Regions from separate parts of the Mus musculus genome. Here region 2 is linked to region 1. Evidence: chromatin loops called from intact Hi-C (ENCODE). Cell type or tissue: left cerebral cortex. All regions are shown on one strand.

Region 1 (5,000 bases):
TCCAAATTACTTGTTCGCTGCTTTTAAAAGCAATACACGCCGCTTGTACAAAATCTGAAAAATAAGCTAATGTATCAAAGACAGCGAAAACCGTAAGCTCAGCCTAGCACTTGGAGCAAGGCACTGTCTTTGGAGCATTTCTTCTAGTGTGGATTTCTCTCCTAAGCATTTACCACATCAGTCTTGATATTTTTTTAGACAAGTTTTGCTTTGTAGCCTAGGATAGCCTAGAATTCTTATTTCTCCTGCTTCAACCACCCAAGTACTGGAATCACAACAACAGGCCATTAGTCTTCATTTTTTATGGCCAAATACAATACTATATAGACCTGCCATAATTTATATGCATTGCCCATTATTGAAACTATATCTAGTTTTTGTACTATAAATATCATAAGGTAAAAATGTGCGTATGTGTGTGTATATACTTCCTTCAGAAATTAAGTTTTATTAATTAACAAGAAATCCATGTAATAAAGTAAATTTATAATTTATTTTGTTTTGTGTTTGAGACAGGATTTCACAGCGTAACCCAGGTGCTCCTCTTGCCTCAGCCTTCTGAGTACTAAGACTGTAGACATGTGCATCTCAGAATCTTTAATTTAATACTGTTTTTGCAGTGCTGGGGATAGATCCTAGGACGCTGAATATGCTGAACATGCATTCTACTAATGAGCTACACCTATTAAATAATTTTCTATGTATCCTTGCAGATGATTCTTGTCTGGTTTTGTTGTTTTGAAATAGTGCCTCACACTATAGCCCAGGCCATGTGGTATAGCTCAGGCTGTCTTTGAAATCAGGACAATCCTCCTGCCTCATCCTCCAAAGTGCTGGGATTATAGAACTGTATTACTATGCCTGGCTTTCCTTTCAGACTTTTGTTGGTATTATGCATTTGTGGACATAAAAACATACATGAAAGTGGTATCTCACTATTAATAATTTAAAATCATAACAATAATAGTTACTACTCTACATTGAGCCCATATATGAAACAGTAACTTTCCCTACTTCATCCTTTCAACCACTACTTAGTGATTCGCAAATTTGATTGTACATTAAAATCATGAGGGTATGGGGGGCTTTAAAAATACTAATTAATTTCCACCCACTCCAAGAAAATCATTTTTTTAAAAAGATATCGTCTCACTATGTGGCCTTGACTGGCCTAGAAGTCACTAGTGTAGACCAGCTGGCTTTGAACTCATAGATATCTGCCTCTCAAATCTCAGGATTAAAGGCATATGACACAACACCTGGAGAGAATCAGATTAAATTGGTCTGAATTTATTTTATTTTATTTTATTTTATTTTATTTTATGTGTATGGCTATTTTGCCCACATGTTCACCTTTGTACCACCGTGCCCTCAGAAGCCAGAAAAGAGTGTCAAATTCCTACGGGGCTAGAGTTAAAGATGGCTGTGAGCCACCATGTGGGTGCTGGGAATCAACCTCAGGTCCTCTGGAAGATCAACCTGTGCTCTCAACTGCTGAGCCAGCCCCATCTCTCCAGCCCCAGTTTCAAGGTTTTTTTTTTTTAATCCACAATACTGATGAGCACAGGAGTTGGGAACTATTAGGCTAGCAACTATCTTATCATTTAATATATTAGCGAGGGTGGAGCTGAGAAATACTAATACACACAATGAACCAGACTTTTAACTATTAATCATTTGAAATCTGCTTTTCTCCTCATGTAACACTATATCATAAATCAATTTCTAAGCCAATAAGTAGGGCACTATCACTTTTAGAAACTACAGTATTCCACTGTATGACTGTAATAGAATACAAATGTCACCAATTTTCCAAACACTGAAAATGCTACAGTTAATATATTCATTCATATATCCTTGGAGCACCATCTTTAATTCTTTCCTTAGGATAAATTAATATGTATTAAACTACTCTCCAGGGGGAGGCAGGCAGATCTCTGAGTTTGAGCCCAGCCTGGCCCATAGAGCGAGTTCTAGAACAGCTGGGGCTACACAGAGAAACCCTGTCTCTAGAAGACACACACACACACACACACACACACACACACAGAGAGAGAGAGAGAGAGAGAGAGAGAGAGAAGAAAATAACTACCTACTCACCCACTCAAACTATAAACATTTTAAAAGTATTTCTCCGTTGACATTTTCAGGAGACGTGTGTGAGAACAGCTGCTTCCTCATATTTTTTACCAACTCTGAGTTCTGCCATTCTTTTTTTTTTAATCTTTGCAAAATTATACTGGAGAAAATTGTATGCTATTCTAATTCCCCTTTCTTTCACAACAACGGAGAGTACGCTTTTCGTGTTTACTGGTCACTTGAATTTCTCTGTTTATATGTTTCTCTGTGCAGATTTCCCTCCCAGTCACTGTGTGCCTTTCTAGCAAAATAGTCACGTGCTTTTTCTTCCTGTGTTAAATGCAATGGACTGCATGCAATTCTTCCTAGTTTTCTCATTAACTTTATTTGTGGTATGTGCAGAAGTTTTAAATTATTACATAATTAGTGATATTAATCTTTTTCTTTATTATGTCTACCTTTGCTATTAAGCATATAAATATCTACTTCGAGATTATGTCATTCCCTAGTTTTCAGTTCTTTCATCATTTCACTCTCATTTAATGTTGAATTACTTAGTGAAGCAGTTCTCAAACAAGATTAGACATCAGAATTGTTCACAAGGCTCCTTTAAATGCTGAAGTCTTAGGAATGAATTCCAATGGGGGGGGGCTGAGACCTGAGCAGAAATATGTTTTAAAGCACAGAAAATTTTGCTAGCCTCCCTCCTTTAGTACTAAAACTATTTTAATCCTTCTAAATGTATGTAGATATGTATTTTTTCAAAATTACTTCAGCAAGTTTGTTAAATAAACTATTTTACTAATTTGAAATGTTACCTTTATCCTAGTTGGTAAATTCCAGGAGCTCAGAGTCTGTAGCTGTTTTCCTAGACTACTGCATCTGCGGGGCCTAGTAGTATCCAGTATATAACTTGGGTTCAGTAAAGTTATAAATAATGAACTCGAGTCTCCTTTTAACTTCAAACTAACACGTCTCCTCTTTGGTGTTTTCTCAATCATTAGAGCAAACCCCCTGATGTTTTTAACACTGACTTTCAGTTATCAGAAATATGAATGCACCCTCTGCATATTGTGTTTAAAGTAGCCAGACTATGCATTATCACCCCATTGAGTGAGCTCAAAATAATACCGTTGGCCATGTCGAAGAGGTGCATGATTTCTGATCAGATGTTCCATTAAGAATTAGTCAACAATGATCCAAAAAAGGGGAAGGTTTGAGATTTTTAGCTCTTGAGATTTCCCAACTAATTGCCTCAAGAAATGAGTGCAAAAGCTTCCTTGAACTGAGGACAGATTCCCTCTTCCGTAAACCCATGAAAAGAACATAACAGAGAATCCCAAGACTGATTTCAAATCCTCTCATTCCGCTCAAGTAATACCTATCTGATCTTGGACATTCTGGACTCTACAATGGAGTTTCTTGTTTCCTAAGACTATCCTCAGATCTAAATCTCTACCTGAAGAGCCAAACAGACTATTATCTTGCTAGGCTTCCAGAGACAACCTGAAATGACATCTTCAGAATAAGGCTCCAGTCCCATCCAAACTAAAGTAAAACAATAGTACTATCAGGTGACAGCAGTAGTAGGAATAGCTATTACTAAATTATGAATACATTTACACACTAAATTACATTCTAAGTGTCTCATGATTAGATTATGGGTGTACAGTTGTATAGTATCAAGTTTAACTCAAACCATCTTCACAACCGTATATACTAAGTTCTATTCTCATGCTCATTTACAAAGGAGGTCAATGAATCACAGAGGGCTCAAATAAATTGCCCAAAGCCTCACAGCTCTCAAGCCATTAAGCCAATAGTTCGATCCAGATTCACGTGGCTAACTTTGGAACTATCATTTCCCCTTTAAAAGTTGCCCCCAAACAGCCACTAAACTGCAGTGATCCTAAATGCTAAATTATGTAGAACCCTTCCCTCTCAACAATCAAAAAAATGAGATTTCAGTCCATTTTAAAGTTAAGCAGATCATGTTGCAGAGCCTCAGCTCTTAAGAAATGTTGCTAAGAAAATATGACATTTCATTTATTAATAATTATTAATCATTAAACATGACAACACTATCAGAACAACTGGAGTGGAAAACTACAAACTCACACACATCACCAGAAACAAAAGCAGTCCCCACTTGCACACACTCTGGACTGGATACTTTTTCAAAAAATGCCTTTGAAACATCAACCTGACAGCCCAAAGGAATCAAAAGGAGCTAAGGAGGTCAAAAGTTTAGTACACCAGCAGCTAGCCTCCCCTCCAGCCACCTCTCATGTTTCCCATGTTGGAGAAGGGCACTGTAGCTTCCACACCCAAGCTGGCCGTCAGTCCAGGGTCAGCTCTTCAGGCCCGTCTTGCAGCATGCAGGAACTCACCATACGCTTTCCAAGCGCACTCCCCTTGCTTCTCTTCTCAGACCCTCACTACCTTTCCCCTAAACCTCTACTTGAGAAAGCATCTCAATGAGTGCAGCCTTCTCCTGTCTCCAGCACCCCCTCAGCTCAGCACTGCTGCCAAAGGGAATCTTTCTCAAACCAAATCTGTTTCTGTCACTTCCCTGTTTAGAATCTTTGTCTCCAGGAGAGAGTATAAAAAGCCTTCCTAGAACATACAAGGTTCTTTATTTTCTGGCCTCCGACTCCTTTCCTTGATTCATCTCACACCAGGCAAACAAAGCAAGCTGGAAGTTCCTGAACAGTGCCGCTCTGTCTGCCTCGAACGCGATTCTCTCACGTAGCCATATGGCCACCTCCTACTCAGTTTTAGAGCAACTCAAACCGCAAAGTTCGCCATGCTTTTTCTCTAGGCTTGCATCTCACTTTACACCTTCCCTATGGTAATACTCCCTGGGGCCCAGCTTATTCCTAAGTCTGCCTTTCCCAGATCAGGAGGAAGCCAAGCTTCTG
Region 2 (5,000 bases), 320 kb after region 1:
ATTGCCATTGTCCTTTGTCCATCAGGTCGGAAGCCCTCCTTCACCATCCAGTGTCTGCAACGCCAGGGCAGTTGTGAAGATTTACCTATCCCAGGCACCTACCATCGTGGACGGACCTCAGGACCAAGCAGGGCTCAGGTGAGGAAAAGAGATGTTGTGGCCTTTGGGGAAATAGCATCTTAGGCTGAACTTTAGAAACAGACTACATCTCGGGGACTTCAGAAGAATGGGGCATTTGAAGGAACACACATAATCTCCACTGTACTTGTGAAATGGCTTTGCTGTCCCCACTTTATGGGAGATCACTGAAGCTCAGTGTCTATCCACCCATGGTCACATAGCTAATATACAGCACAACTGGCACTTTTACAACAGTTAGTATTTATTTATTCATTTATCAATTTTTGTATGTGTATATGTATCTTTGTGTGTCTGTGTGCATGTTGTGTGTGTGGATATATTCCATGGGAGTGCGCAGAGTCCAGAAGAGAGTGTCAGGGCCCTCCTTTCTCTCTCTCTCTCCACATATTACTTTGAAGTAATGGCTCACATTTTCTTGGCTAGGCAGAAAGCCAGCAATCTCTAGCGATCCTCCTGTCTCTGCTTTCCTTACTGTTAGGGTTACAGGCATGCGTGGGAGGCCTGGATTGCTACGTGGGTCATGGGTGCTTGGATTTGAACTCTAGTTCCCATGATTGTGCAGAAAGTGCTCTTGGCTGCTCATTCCCCTCTCTGGTCCCCCACAGTTGACATTTAAATCCAGGTTTTAGAGTCATCTATGATGGCACATACCTGCAATCCTATCACTTGGGAAGTAGGCATAGGAGGATCAAGACTTCTCAAAAAAACAAAAAAAACAAACAAACAAAAAAAGACTTCAAAGTTATTCTCAGATATCTATGGAATTGAGGGTAGCCTGAGCTACATGAGACTCTTTCAAAAGAACCAAAACATCTACATGGGGTGGTTTGTGTCTGTAATCCCAGCCCTTGTGAGACTAGTACAGGAGAATTGCTGAAAAATTGAGGCCAACCTGGGCAACATAGTAAATTACAGGCCTTGATACTAGAGCAAGGCCCTATCTTAAATAACTAACTAACTAACTCCCTCCCACACAATGCATGCAAACAGGCACTGTCTATACTCTGACATAAACTCAAGTGTGGAGCAGGGAATGTAGCTCGGTAGCAGAACGTTTGCTTGGCCATAATGTTTATGGCTCTGGCTTTGATCCCCACAAATAAAGAAGTCGTTTTACACCCACCCATGTGACTCCAGTTGTGTCTACTAGAGGAGAGGAACGGAACTGACAAGAGTGAATGGAAGACTCTCACACTTACCAATCCTTGCCCATCTGGTGTCTGTTTATTCTGACCCAGGGTTCCTGGGCAGCCCCTCCTCAGAAGGGTCGACTGCTATATGCCCCCCTGTTGTTGGTGGAGGAATCTACAGTGGGTGAAGGATACCTTGGCAAACTTGGCGGCCCACTGCGTACCTTCACCTGTCTGCAAGTGCCTGGAGCTCATCCGAATCCCAGCCACCGCAAGAGGGGCAGTGCTGACAGTTTGGTGGAGGCTGTGAGTCCAGATGGGTGTGGGGAAAGGGGCTTCAGTAGTAGGGGCAGAGGTGGGAGCTGAGAGCCGAGGATCAAGAGTGGCCAGACTCTATGTTGAGCATGTGGAAATTCCTCTTCTCGGCATACTGTACTTGACCCTGTCCCACTGCGCGCTGCATGTGTGTCATTTATTCACAGTGACCTGCACTGTGCACATTGTGCCATGGATCAACACTAATCCTACTTTGACCACGCCCCCCTCCCAGGTGCTCATCTCCGAAGGCCTAGGTCTCTTTGCCCAAGACCCACGATTTGTGGCCCTGGCCAAGCAGGAGATTGCAGATGCATGTCACCTGACCCTGGATGAGATGGACAGTGCTGCCAGTGACCTGCTGGCACAGAGAACCACCTCCCTTTACAGTGATGAGGAGTCTATTCTTTCCCGCTTTGATGAAGAGGACCTGGGAGATGAGATGGCCTGTGTCCATGCCCTCTAAATCCTTACCCCTCATCTACTGCTCAATAAACTCCCTGCCCTTCCTTCCCCCAGAGGGAGGCAGGCATGGACCACACACTGCTGAATCTTAGTATCTTTGCACTGGCAGTCTGGGCCAGCCCAACAGCTTCTATCCATCCCTTATTGCATCCCTCAGCCACTGCCCACACATGAGTATTTCCAGAAACCAGGACAGCTAGGCCTGATTATTCAGCGTCAGGGAAGGAGGGAGGAGGTGGAGGAGAAAGAGACAGCAGCCAAAAAAAGCTGGAGACAGAGTGGAGGTGCGGGGAGAAGGAGGGCACTGGGCAGATAAGAGGAAGTAAAGAGAAGAGATACTGTTTGGGTAGTAAGGAAAGGAAGAGACATCACAGAGGCTCGATCGGATCAGTGCAAAGGACAGGCTGTAGAAGATTCTTGACAGAGCAAAGGCCTAGAGGTTGGAGCTGACCTGGAGGCTTAAGCAGACGTGTCCCCTGCACAGCATCAAGAATTTCAGAGATGGTGAATTAGTATCATAAGTGTCTCCCATTTCCCACCTCTGCCTGAGAAAGGCAAGAAAAGTCTAAATCCATTGGTAGAAATTCTAGATGACAGCATACAGTGGTGCTTCTAGCTCCGTGGAACCCATTCCCAGCCCCCACCCCCTTGGTCCTCCTGAAACGCCTGAGAGTCGTTCCCTCCCTACGCAGATGCACGGGATCTTCCTTCTGCTTCTTGTTCTGCCTTTGGGGTATCATTCACTCAAGGAAAGTGTACTGGGCATTTAGTGTGTGCCAGGCACCTTGCTAACGGTTTTCCCTCGGAGCAACCTGGGGAGACTTGGACATATGACAAGAGTTATCCAAAGTGGGAGTCGGTTCCACTCCACAGGGATTGAAGGTAGCACAGCAAATGATGCCAAACGGGATCACCAGTGGGGAGTGTCTGAAGTAGAGCCCTCCTCACTCGTGAGACAGGCAGTTCTTATTTCTATCTCTTGAGTCAACCAAGCCAGAAAATTTGAGGGAAACCACAATCAAAGACTAGGACTCAAACTCAGTTACACAGGGACTTGAAACAAAGGCTTGGAGCAGTTGGGCTAACGTCTGGTGAAAGCGCAAGTTAGAGCGGAAGCATAAAATCCACTGAAAACTAAGGTTGGGGGCTCTACCATGCAGTCCTGAATGCTAGGCTCTAAAAGCACGGGGAACCATAGGAAGGCATTGAGTAAGGTAGTGACACAGTTAACTGTGCATTTTAAATAGATGCTCTGGTGGTATGCTGAAAACAGAATAGAGGGAAAGAGACTGGAGATGCTAAAATTAGCAGAAACGATGGTTACCTTAGCAGGGAAGGTAAAGGGGGAAAACAGTGAGAAGTCAATGGCTTCCAAAATAGTAAAATGAACCCTATTCTAAGTGCACTGTAGTTGATTATCTGTGGGGGGCAGGGGAGGTAAAGGCAGGGTTTCTCTGTGTGTAGCCTTGGCTGTTCTGGAACTCACTCTGTAGACTGGGCTGGCCTCAAACTCACAGAGATCCACCTGCTTCTGCCTCCTGAGTGCTGGAATCAAAGGCGTGTGCCACCATCACCTGGCAATTATCTTTTTTTAACCAGCACAATCATACACATAATATTTTAAAACATTTTACATGTCCAAAATCAAACAGGAGTAAATATTAGAAATGAGATTCAAACAACCGAGAGCTAAAACGCAAACAATTGGGAAGTATCTATTATATACTTGTGTTTTGTAAATAAATATGGGAGCCAGGCATGGTGGCACATGCCTTTAATCCTAGCATTTTGGAGGCAAAGGCAGGCAGATCTCTATAAGTTCGTGGCCAGCCTGATCTATACAGAGTGAATTCCAGGACAGCCAGGGCTACAGAGAGAAACCCTGTCTCAGAAAAATAAAATAAAATAAAATAAAATAAAATAAAATAAAATAAAATAAAAGGTACAGGGGCTAGGGAGATATCTCAGAAGGTAAAAGTGATGGCCAAGCCTGAAGACCTGAGATAGATCCACAGGACCAATGTGGTGGAGAGAACTGACTCCCAAAAGCTGTCTTCTGACTTCGACTTGTGCACCCACACATACACACAGTAAATAATTAAATGTTAAGAAAAGTATAAAAGCCAGAGCTAGCCGGGCAGTGGTGGCGCACACCTTTAGTCCCAGCACTTGGAGGCAGAAGCAGGCAGATCTCTATGAGTCCGAGATCTACAGAGTGAATTCCAGGACATCCAAGGCTACTGAGACAAACCCTGTCTCAGAGAAAAAAAAAAGCCAGAGCTCACATGATGCAGAGATAACATGCCAGCACCTGGGCAGGGGAGGAAAAAGGATAAGCTGAGGATAAGGTCATCCTCAGCTGCCTGGGAAAGGCATGGCCAGCCTCAGGCTAAGTGAAATCCTATCTCAAATATACAGCCGGGCAATGGTGGCCCACGCCTTTAGTCCCAGCACTTGGGAGGCAGAGGCAGGCGGATTTCTGAGTTCGAGGCCAGCCTGGGCTACCAAGTAAGTTCCAGGACAGCCAGGGATACACAGAAAAAAACCGGCCTCAAAAAAAAAAAAGAAAGAAACAAACAAACAAACAAATAAATGGTATCCAGTCAAATGTTTCCAAATTCAAGCAACAGAAGGGTATAAAATGGTGATTTTAATCTCAACTATATTTTTTCCCTTGCATTTTGTAACATGGCAATCATCACTGAGGGTGCTGGGCCTAGTTTTAGTATCATGAAAGAAGGTAAGTAGTCTGTTAAGAGACAGCAGAACCCACACAGTGAGATGAGAGAACCTATCTGGCAGGTAGTCCTCTCCTCACACTTATACAGGATTGCCCCTCCCCTTCCCTCCGTCCCTCTCTCTATGCTAAATAAATGTATTGTTAAAAGAAAGGGAGCTATCACACAATAAATACATGGATTTTTAAAAGAGGGCCAAGGAATAAACAGA

What was found. A loop is a pair of places that touch in the nucleus more often than their neighbours do. Peaks named below come from ENCODE experiments on the same cell type or tissue, not always from the same donor. Only the 100,000 strongest peaks of a DNase experiment are listed, where the experiment ranks them.
Region 2: it touches region 1 in a loop (2.7-fold over the local background); 6 of 42 quality-filtered maps call a loop at or near these places.

What each region holds. Positions count from the first base shown.
Region 1 is chrX:7,310,457-7,315,456 of GRCm38, forward strand. The region is part of intron 2 of Clcn5 (chloride channel, voltage-sensitive 5); the gene reads right to left. Among named protein-coding and RNA genes, the nearest start is that of Clcn5, 6.4 kb to the right of the region's middle. In left cerebral cortex, no CTCF peak of the experiment used is centred here; DNase peaks (open chromatin) are centred at 2,138 and 4,818.
Region 2 is chrX:7,633,068-7,638,067 of GRCm38, forward strand. It overlaps Cacna1f (calcium channel, voltage-dependent, alpha 1F subunit), which reads left to right. Exons shown (of 48, transcript NM_019582.2): 46 at 26-138; 47 at 1,380-1,577; 48 at 1,822-2,129. The coding sequence ends at 2,052. Among named protein-coding and RNA genes, the nearest start is that of Syp, 3.0 kb to the right of the region's middle. In left cerebral cortex, a CTCF peak has its summit at 2,092; DNase peaks (open chromatin) are centred at 1,195, 1,550, 2,249, 2,964 and 1 more place; H3K4me3 peaks cover 38 bases; H3K27ac peaks cover 1,671 bases.